2 separate regions of the Homo sapiens genome follow, and region 2 is linked to region 1. The links are chromatin loops, found by intact Hi-C in ENCODE. Cell type or tissue: ascending aorta. All regions are shown on one strand. Each heading gives the region's core, and the rest is flanking DNA. Links, peaks and the distances in the headings are about the cores only.

Region 1 (5,377 bases), core at 311-5,310:
AGTCCTGATTGGCTAAACATTCAAACTTTCTTAGATAAGGTAGGCACGTGATAGAAGAGCCAGGAAGAGGAGGAAAGGGTCATCTGAGGGGGGACTAGAAAGCTAACCTATTCCCACATAAGGGAAGGAATGTGGACTGGGGCTTCTCATGTCTAGGCATGTTTAGACAGGTTACTGCACAGCAAAAGCCGGGGCAGGGGGAGGTGGCGGGTTACTCCGAATTTAGAGAATAAAGAACAGGGGAACTGGACAAACTGAAGAAGAACCTAGCTTTATCTAACACCTTCTTTTTCTCTTTTTTTCTTTCTTTCTTTTTCTTTCCTTCCTTCCTTCCTTCCATCCTCCTTCCCTCCCTCCCTTTCTCCCTCCCTCCCTCCCTTCTTTCTTTCTTTCTCTCTCTCTGTCTCTCTTTCTTTTGCTTTCTTTCTTTTTCTTTCTTTCTTTCTTTCTTTCTTTCTTTCTTTCTTTCTTTCTTTCTTTCTTTCTTCCTTTTCTCTCCTTTCTTTCTTTCTTTCTTTCTTTCTTTCTTTCTTTCTTTCTTTCTTTCTTTCTTTCTTTCTTTTCTCTCTTTCTCTCTTTCAGAAACAGGCTGGAGTGCAGTGGCGCAATCATAGCTCACTGTAACCTGGAACTCCTGGGCTCAAGCAACCCTTCTGCCTCGCCTTCTAAAGTGCAAGGTTACAAACATGAGCCACTGTGGCTGGCTGTGAACTTCTTTCACAGAAACACATTCCCAACTATTGTTGTGAAGTGGGCAGGGAGTGTGGAAAGAAAGGGCTGCCTGCTCTCCTCCCTGCTGGGTGTGAAAATCGTAGAGGACCAGGTATCTGATTGGAAACTCTGATCTGGATGCCACCAATGGACTTGTTTTTAAACTTCATTGTCTTTCAGCATCTGGGAGTTTGGCCTTCCAAACCTTGTTAGAGCTGAGTCCAGAGGGAATGGGACTGGCACAATGGACAGATTTCTGTTTTTCATTTCAATTCAGCAAGCTTGTCCTGATACAACAGTCACTCCTCCTTGGGTCTCTTAATTCCCATCCTTACCTGCAGCAGTTCAGATGAGGAGTACACTTTCAAGTCCAAGGGTTTAAATGAGATGACCTCTGTTAGAGACTAAATTCTGTCTCCCCTAAAATTCCTGTGTTGAAGCCTTGACTCCTGGTACCTCAGAATGGGACTGTATTGTAGATAGGGCCTTTAGAGTGGTGACTAAGGTAAAATGAGGTCATTGGGCTGGGTCTTAATCCAATCTCAGTGGTATCTTTAACAATAAGAGGAGATTAGGATCCAGACACACAGGAAGGGCCCTGTGAGGACACAGAGAGAAGATGGACGTTGGCAAGCTGAGGAGGGAGGCCTCAGAAGAAACCCACCCTGCTGGCACCTGGATCTCAGACTTCTGGCCTCCAGAATTGTGAGGAAATCAAGGCCTGTAGTTGAAGCCACACAGTCTACCCAGCAGCCCTAGCAGTCGCACACAACCTCTAACATGAGGAGTGGATGTGGGTGCGTGGCCTGCACTGGGGTTCTGGCCTCTCAGGGCATGGGCTGAGCATGGGAGAGCTGTCCACTGATGGTGAAACTGTTTCTCAGTTAGAGGGCCTTTTTCTCCTCTGGGAAGGGGAGAATGTCAGCCTGCTGTTTCTGAAGACCTCTCCCCTGATCTTGCGGTGCCAGGCTCTGTCTGACTTGCTTTGAGGAGATTTGCTCACCTGTCCTCTGTCAGACCTGGGTGGAAGAAGGAAAGTTCAGAGCTGATGTCAGCACCGATTCACCTAAAGCACTGAGGGGCTTCGCAGATTTCTGTCTGATACCTACTGGGAGTGGACAGAATACAGGCTTGGGGTGGGGGCTCTGCTTGTTTCTCCTAATACGGTGATAGAATAAGGAAGGCATTCTGCTAATGTCTAAGCTGTTCCTAAAAGACCATTTTAACCGCCTTAACACTGAAAATGCTTTGCACCATTCACGTTGAAGGCTAATGGTGAACAGGGTAGCAACAGGTAATATTTTTTTTCACTTTAAAGGAAGAAAGAAACACAATTTCTAGGAGGTAGTTATGTTCATCATTGCATTTTTTTAAGATTATCCATGAAAATTTTAATAGCATTCTAATTCTAACATAGCCTTCAAGATGAACACAATTGACATTTTTCATCTATGGGGAAATGAAAATTATAACACAACCTAGAAAACCAGTGCCGCCGATGGCCCATGATTCTTCTTCTGTCACTTTGAGGTTGGGATGCCACCTTTGGAGATGCCTTGAGAGAGACTGTGGCAGTGCGGTGGATCTGGGGAAGTCTCCTCCCACCCCTCAGATCCAATAAGCTCCCAGGCACATCCTCTTCCCAATCCAACTTCCAAAGAGAAATCCTAGACACTGCCCAAGGCTCTGAGTTTAGTTCTAAGTACATGTCCATTTTACTTTTTTTCCCAAAATAATAATTTACCATTCACTGAAGATTGCTTATATATGAACCAAATGCTTACATTTTATTCTTAATTGAAAACAGAAATTGGCCCAACCATTACTTAAGTGGGATATGATTAATGCTTATCAGCTAAGCATTAATATCCCCCAAAGCTCGATGCTGAAGCTGTTAGTCAGCTCACAGCTCACAAGGTCCTGTGCTTGGAGAAGGTGGCTGGAGCTGGCTCAGTCGGCTCTTCCTCCATCGTGCGGCCCTGTCCCCGGGGAGGCATAGGCGTCAGGGTGAGCCCATGATGCAGAGCCGGTGCTTCTGAGCAACAGTTGCTATTTTTAGCTGGTCTTAGCTAAGTGACCTCGCAGCAGGTCAGGCTGGAGAGTGGACCCTGAGCCCTTCAGATAGGAGAATGACATCAGTGAGTGACACAGTGCAGCTGCAGGCGAGAAATACAGGGTGTTCCTAATGCCAGTGCTTCCTGTATGAGGAGGCACTTGCTTCCTGTAGGAGGAGGCACCAACAGATGCTGTTTGGTGGCACTTGGCACATAAAGAGATACTTCCCAAAGATAAAACCCTGGCCAGGAGCTTTAAGACTATAATAAAACTGTAAGATTGTTAAGTAGTCAAGATGAAAAATGATCTTTTCCTAGTATTTTTATGGTCCCTCAGAACGAGTGGGCCCCTGATAACACCGCTGCCTCCTGCTGCCCGGGCTGGGTCTTCATTGCCTCCTTGATGGAAACTCGGGTGTTGCTGTGGAATTGAGATGCTGTAAACACAGGATCCAGTGATGGCTTTCGGTGTGCATGCTGCCCTGTTGCCTTCCACTGTGTGAGTCAGGGCAGGTCTGTGACCCACATGCTGTGGTGGAAGGGACCTGGGCCTGTGGCTGTAGAAGGCCTGGCCACCTCCTACAGATAGAGCTCCTATTTGTGCTCTGGGAGTGCTGAGCTGCCATGTAATTAAAAAGTCCACATGGAGAGGCCACGAAGAGAGGCAGAGACCCTGAGATGACGCTGAGGGTCCTGGCTGAGTGCAGCCTCCTGGCCGTTCCCCAAAGCACTGGGCCTCTGAATGAGCCATGCTTGGTGTCTCACCCCATTTAAGCCCCCCTGTGACGACGCCACACAGTCACATCAAGCACAGCAGAAGGACCACACACTCAACCCATGGTAGGGAAGAAGAATAAACTGCTGTTTTAAGCCACTAAGTTTTGAGGTGGCTTACTTCACAGCAAGAAAAAATGGAGACTATTACAGATGAAACAAAGTCAAGCCTAGGGCCAAGTCGAGCATCATGGCCAGCACAATCACAGTCAGCCTAACTATCCTGCCTGTTCATGCTGGCTTAGGACATGTGACAGTTCCAACCCCCAGCAAGGGGCGGGTAAGTTCCTGGGTCAAACAAAAGGTGAGGTCAGGTCAGCAGGGGTCTAGGCAGGTAGCTCTCATGAGGGTAACGGATTTCCTCCACCCACCAGGATTCCGGCAGGCACAAAGGCCCAGGGCATGATCCCGCTGGGTAAGGAGTTTCAGGGGAGACCTCCAGAGGCCCAGCCTCCCTGGTCTTGGGAGGCCCCCACAGCAAGGGAGGGCCCTCTCTCATGCCCAGTGCCTAAGAAGCAAGGGTCAATTCCTAAGAGTTCTCAGTGGCCACTGCAGAGAGCAAGGCAGAGGCAGGGTGCCTGGAGTGTGTGTGAGATTCCTCCATGGTCAGCACCATCCTTTTTCTCTAACTGAGCAGCCTTCAAGAGTTGAGCCACAGGAAGCTTCAGGGCTGCCTCTGTCCTCCCTGGCCCCAGCAGGGAGTAGGGAAGACTCTGGCCTGACGGGGAGGAAAGGGCAGCAGCTTCTCTGCACCCCGTGAAGGATGTCTCTTTCACTGTGCAGAAAAGAGAGTGGTTTCACTGTGCTCTACTCACAGGAACGGGCCCCTCTTCCTCCTGGGGCAGCCTATGGGAAGAGGGGCAGGCACCTGCCACCCACTGGCTGTCATGGCACCAGAAGGTCACACTCCAGTGGCAGGAGAACGATGGGCACTGCCCCATCCCTCTCTTAGCTTCAAGGCCTGCCCTGGGTGTGAGGGGCAGTACACTGCTGATGGTGCTGGCCCAGTAGCATTGTGCATCCCATGCAGCCCAGCCCTGGCATACAAGCCTGGCACACAGGCACCAGACCTAGCTGCTTCTCCAGTCACCTGCTTGCCTGCTGTGGGGCCTCAGGGCACACTCTGCCCTCACCCATTTTAGGAGCTGCCTCTTCCTCAAAGCCTTCTGAGTCCTCCCCTTCCCTTATGGGTGAGCCCCTCCCTGCCCCTGAGATCTCTGGGGGCACCTGTGCGACTTCTTCCCGAGGTGCCCTATACAACCCCTTGCCTAGTAGATTCAGCTGTGTTTTCTCAGACACCACAAAAGGCTTGTGCATTCTCTCGGGAGCCAGCCCTGGCGGCCTGGCAGGAGGAGCTTGGAGCTCTGTGTGCTGAGGAATCTGGAGCTCGCCCAGGCTCAGGTGCAGGGTTCCATGACAGGCTAACCATGCCTGCTGGGGAGCAGGGGGCACAGCGGAGGGTCAGGCTTTGGGAATCCATGTCCCAGGCCATCGTCACAGCTACACAGCTTTCTTCTTTCCACTTCTCCCTCAGATTTTCTAGCCTTTAAATAGGGTTCCTACAGATGAAGAGAAATGTCCCAGATAGAAACCCCACTGCGGAAAGTGATCCCCTCCCTCTGGGAAATAGAATCTCTGAAGAGGATCTTAGGCAGGATGGCACGCTGTGAGTTCAATCAGCTTTCTCAAGTGTGGATCTCAGGTGAAAACCAGGCCAATTCTCACCACACATCAGGGTCTAGGCTCCGTTTCCTGGCAGTGAGTCAGAGGGGTGACCCGAGGCTAAAGGCAGGATGGCACCTGGTCTAAAAATGGCCATGGTTAATCCTCAGGGTAGC
Region 2 (5,377 bases), core at 103-5,102, 470 kb before region 1:
CACTGCATTTTGCCCAAGGGATACCCTAAGGAAGGATATAAATCAGTCACTTCCAGTCTGCTCAAGTCATGTGATGTTGAACAGGTCTTGTTTATTCTCTCACCCTGAGTGGGATAACTGTTTTCCATCAGAATGAGCACTGACCTGAGACACCGGTGACTGACTCCCCTTTGGTAGGTCCCACCTCTGCTCATCCTCTCTTATTTTCCTTGAGTTTATCAAGCACGTCCTCTTGAAGCTGAATCAAACCTGTATCTTCACCTACAGTGTCCGCATCACCTGAGAAACCACCAGTGGAGCTTCGATGATTTCACGTTGGTGAAGTTGGTCAGAAGACCTGGCCCAGTTGCTAAGACTGTGGTCCTCATTCCTGGGGGCACAGAATGAGGCTGGATAAGGAAGGTTAGGGGGCCATACTGGCTCATCCGCTTGTGTGAAGCCCTGTGGGCTCACTTCTCAGTGGGCTCCTTTCACTTGCATCCTTACGTGTCAGCATCTAACTCTTTTGCAAGGTAAGCAGTCCTACACGGTACCAGCCAACCGCCAGAGTCTTAAGTTCCTGATACTCAACGCAGCTGGGAAAGAGAACAAAAGCCCCTTGTTCATGAAGTAGCTTCCCTAATCTCCAGCCAATCAGCTCCAAAGCCCAAGAAGATATTAGCTACAAATTCCTACTTTGAGGGGAGTGGAGGGCTAAGAACTTCTCTGGGGTCCCACCTATGCAAGTAGGCTGAAGGTTTGGCTTATAGTGTCATTTCCCTCATCTTAATAGTAAAAAACACATTCCTAGGTGGAGATTTTATGTGCTGATGATGCACGTGATGCATGTTAGAGCACATAGATGCTGAGTGCATGTGTCAACCGCAAGTCCACCTTTGCATACTTGACCTCACCAGTATTTTATGAATGTGAATGAACAGCTCCCATAAAGGGAATTTCCCTTACGGCACTAGCTGCTGTTTCTTCTGAGCAGCCCCCTCTGCCTCTCAGAATGTAGCTGTTGCTTTGCAACAGACTTCTTTGCCTACTGTTACTTTGGACTTGCTCTCAAATTATTTTGTGTGGCGAAGTCAAGAACCTGAACCAACAACTATAAGAATCACCTGGATGCATTGAATGGATGCTGGTTCACAAGCCCCATCCAGACAACTAAAGTCACACGCCGCAGGTGATTCTAACAGTTGTAGGAAGCAAACCTTCAACTGTTCTTACTGGGAGTCCTCTTTGTGCAGACCTAAGAGGCTCCCCGCAGATGCCAGTAGCTCCCTGGATCCTACCTGCACCCCACCAACCCCCCGAGGTGTCATTCTGGCCTGTCCTCTGAGACCACTCTACTCTCCATCAGTGAGATGCCTTTGGCCCCATTCACTCTTTCTTTGTTTCTTTGTTTCTTTCTTTGTTTCTTTCTTTCTTTCTTTCTTTCTTTCTTTCTTTCTTTCTTTCTTTCTTTCTTTCTTTCTTTCTTTTTCTTTCCTTCTTTCTTTCTCTTTCTTTCTTTCGTTCTTTCATTCTTCCTTTTTTAGGCATAAGAATTTTGTTTTGTTTGTTTTTATTTGTACAAATTTATGGGGCACATGTGAAATTTTGTTGCATTTATATAAATGCATAGTGATTAGGTCAGACTGTTTAGGGAGTCCATCACCAGAATACAATACATTTTTGTTTAACTATAGTCACCCTACTCTGCTATCAAACATCAGATGTGTTTCTTCTATCTAACTGTACATTTGTACCCTGTAACCCACTTCTCTTCATCCTCCCCCTTCAGTGACTCACCCTTCCCAGTCTCTGGTATCTATCTTTCCACTCTCTGCTTCCATGTGATCAGACTTTTTAGCTCCCACATATAAGTGAGAACATGCGGTATTTGTCTTTTTGTGTCTGGCTAATTTCACTTTAGATAGTCCCAGTCAGTGTTTTCTAATTCAGCAATAGCTCACGTGTCTCTCACTTTTTCAGTGGCCCCTGCAAGAGAAATTGAATCAAGGTTCGTCCTCATCTCCCTCTCTGCCAGCCTTCAGAACCACATTGTGCTTTGTATCAAATTGGTCCCAGTCCTTAAGTTCATAGGGAAGTCTGTCTCTTCTTGCTGAATTAGTCAGTGTATTGATATGGTTTGGCTGTGTCCACACTCAAATCTCATCTTGAATTGTAATCTCCATAATCCCCGTGTTGAGGGAGGGACCTGGTGGGAGGTGATTGGACCATGGGTGCAGTTTTCCCCATGCTATCTTTATGATGGTGAGTTCTCATGCAATCTAATGGTTTTGTAAATGTTTGACAGTTTCTTCTTTACATACACTGTCTCCTGCTGCTGTGTGAAGAACATCCTTGCTTCCCCTTCACCTTCTGCCATGGTCATAAGTTTCTTGAGGCTTCCTCAGCCACGTGGAACTGTGAGTCAATTAAAACTCTTTCCTTTATAAATTACCCAGTCTCAGGTATTTCTTTATAGCAGTGTGAGAACAGACTAATACATGTATCAACTTGGTTTCTCCAGAGAAACAGAGCCAACAGGATATATATACGCACACACATCTATATATATATAAAGAGATTGTACCAATAGGATATATATTATGTGCACATAAATATACAATTATACATATATAACATGAAATGTATACATATATATTATGTACATATATTAAGATATATTTATATTTATTAAGAGAATGTGTGTGTGTGTGTGTATATATATATATATATATACACACACATATATATGTAAAAAGATTTATTTTAAGGAATCTGTTTATGTGATTGTGGGGCCTGGCAAGTCCAGGATTTGTCAGGCAGGCAGGATATGTTACAGTCTAAAACAGACTTCATTCTTCTTCTGGAAATCTCAGTTTTTGCCCTTAAGTCCTTCAACTAATTGAATGGAGTCCAGCCACATTATCTAAGGTTATTTTCTTCACTGAAAATCAACCGATTGTACATGTTAACAATATCTACAAAACACCCTCATGACAACACACAGATTGGTGCTTCACCAAACAACTGGCACCATGGCCTAGCCAAGTTGGCACAAAAAATTTAGCCATCACAGCTGGTTTTCCTCTCTCGTTTTTACTTTTTCTCTGTTCCTGTTTTGAAAGTGAAACTGAAGCATGTTTTCCAAAATGCTCTCGTTCCTGCTTAATTTCCCAAGCAAATATGATTCATGGGAACAGAATGTCCAAAGCACGGGCCCTTCCATTCATCTTCCCAGCCTTTAGCTTTTCAGTGATACCACTGGGATGAGAATAAATTCTCTTCATAAGAAAAGCAGGGTATGGGCAATGGAGCTCAAAGCCTCTGTGGCTGCAGTCCTTTGCTCTCATCTCCCTGGCCAGAGATGACTCACTCGGCCACACCCAGCTGCCAAGAGGCTGGGAACTGGTCTCCTGGGGGATGATACTGGGCAAAATCACAGCTCAGTAGTGCTATTGTTAAAGAAAGGAGAGGGAGCAGATGGGCCCAACTTTTATTCACATAAGTAAAAATATGAGAGTGTCTCTGCTTTCTATAGTCTGTAAGTTATACTTCATTGTCCATGAAACGAAACAGAACTGACGTTATGTGAATGCAAAATGCATTTCCACTTTTTATTAAAAAGTCCAAAAAAAAAAAAAAACAGATACTGCTGAGAATGCAGAGAAGTAGGAATGCTTTTACACTGTTGGTGGAAATGTAAATTAGTTCAATGACTGTGGAAGACAGAGTGGTGATTCCTCAAAGATTTAGAACCAGAAATACCGTTTGACTCAGCAATCCCATTACTGGTTATATACCCAAAGGAATATAAATCATTCTATTATAAAGATACATGCACTCATATGTTCATTGTGGCACAATAGCAAAGACATGGAATCAACCCAAATGCCCATCAATGATAGATTGGATAAAGAATGGTACATATACACGATGGAATACTGTGCAGCCATAAAAAGGAATGAGATCATGTCCTTTGCAGAGACATGGGTGAAGCTGGAAGCCATTCTCCTCAGCAAACTAATGCAGGAACAGAAAACCAAACACCACATATTCTCACTTATAAGTGGGAGCTGAATAATGAGAACACATGGACACAGGGAGGGTAACAACACACACTGGGGCCAGTTGGGGGAAGGTGGGATGGGGAGAGCATTAGGGAAAAGAGCTGATGCATGCTGGGCTTAATACCTAGGTAATGGGTTGTCAGGTGCAGCAAACCACCATGACACATGTTTACCTATGTAACAAATCTGCACATACCTGTACCCTGGAACTTAAAAAATAATAATAAAATAATTTTTAAAAAAGAACCTGCCCTTATGATCCAATAACCTCCCACCAGGTCCCTCCTCCAACACTGAGGATCACAACTCAACAGATTTGGGTGGGGACACAGAGCCAAACCATATCAATAATAATATAAAATCAAAAAGGGCACTAGCACTATCAGCAGAATGAAAAGGCAACCCACAGAAAAGGAGAAAATATCTGCAAAATTACATATCTGACAAGTGGTTAGTATCCAAAATATATAAGGAACTCCTACAACTTGACAACAAAAACAGAGCAAACAACATGACCAAAGATGGGCAATAGGCTTGAATCGATATTTCTGCAAAGATACATGCATGCATGGCCAGTACACACATGAAAAGCTACTCGACATCACTCATCATTAGGGAAACACAAATCAAGGCCATAGTGAGATACCCTGTTACACCCACGAAGGTGGCTGTAATTAAGAATGTGTAAAAATTAGTACTCTTCTTCACTGCTGGTGGGAATGTAAAATGGTGCAGCTACTGTGGAAAACTTACAATAGTTCCTCAAAGAATTAAAAATAGAATTACTGGTCGCTGCCAAGATGGCTGAATACGAATAGCTTTGGTCTGCAGCTCCCAGCGAGATTGACGCAAAAGATGGGTGATTTCTGCATTTCCAACTGAGATTCCTGGTTCATCTCATTGGGACTGGTTGGACAGGGGGTGCAGCCCATGGAGAGCAAGCTGAAGCAGGGTAGGGCGTCACCTCACCCGGGAAGCACAAGGGGTCAGGGGATTTCCCTTTCTTATCCAAGGGAAGCCGTGACAGACTGTACCTGGAGGAATGGTACACCCCTGTCCAAATAATGCACTTCTCCTATGGTCTTCGCACCCGGCAGACCAGGAGATTCCCTCCCATGCCTGGCTAGGTGAGTCCCACACCCACAGAGCCTTGCTCACTGCTAGCACAACAGTCTGAGATCGACCTGCGGAGCTGCAGCCTGGCAGGGGGAGGGGCATCTGCCATTGCTGAGGCTTGAGTAGGTAAACAAAGTGGCCAGGAAGCTCGAACTGGGCAGAGGCCACCACAGCTCAGCAAGGCCTACTGCCTCTCTGGACTCCACCTCTGTGGGCAG

The links. Peaks named below come from ENCODE experiments on the same cell type or tissue, not always from the same donor. Only the 100,000 strongest peaks of a DNase experiment are listed, where the experiment ranks them.
Region 2: a loop joins it to region 1, with 6 times the contacts of the local background. A loop is called at or near these places in 3 of 110 quality-filtered maps.

The regions. Positions count from the first base shown.
Region 1 is chr20:23,149,993-23,155,369 of GRCh38, reverse strand. The region is part of intron 1 of LINC03125 (long intergenic non-protein coding RNA 3125); the gene reads right to left. Among named protein-coding and RNA genes, the nearest start is that of LINC03125, 4.6 kb to the right of the region's middle. RefSeq lists an enhancer at 4,141-5,124. In ascending aorta, for the core only: no CTCF peak of the experiment used is centred there; DNase peaks (open chromatin) are centred at 2,279, 2,759, 3,249 and 4,919; H3K27ac peaks cover 5,000 bases.
Region 2 is chr20:23,620,928-23,626,304 of GRCh38, reverse strand. No RefSeq gene overlaps it. Among named protein-coding and RNA genes, the nearest start is that of CST3, 14 kb to the left of the region's middle. RefSeq lists a silencer at 3,294-3,504. In ascending aorta, for the core only: no CTCF peak of the experiment used is centred there; a DNase peak (open chromatin) is centred at 3,214; H3K4me3 peaks cover 1,089 bases; H3K27ac peaks cover 2,333 bases.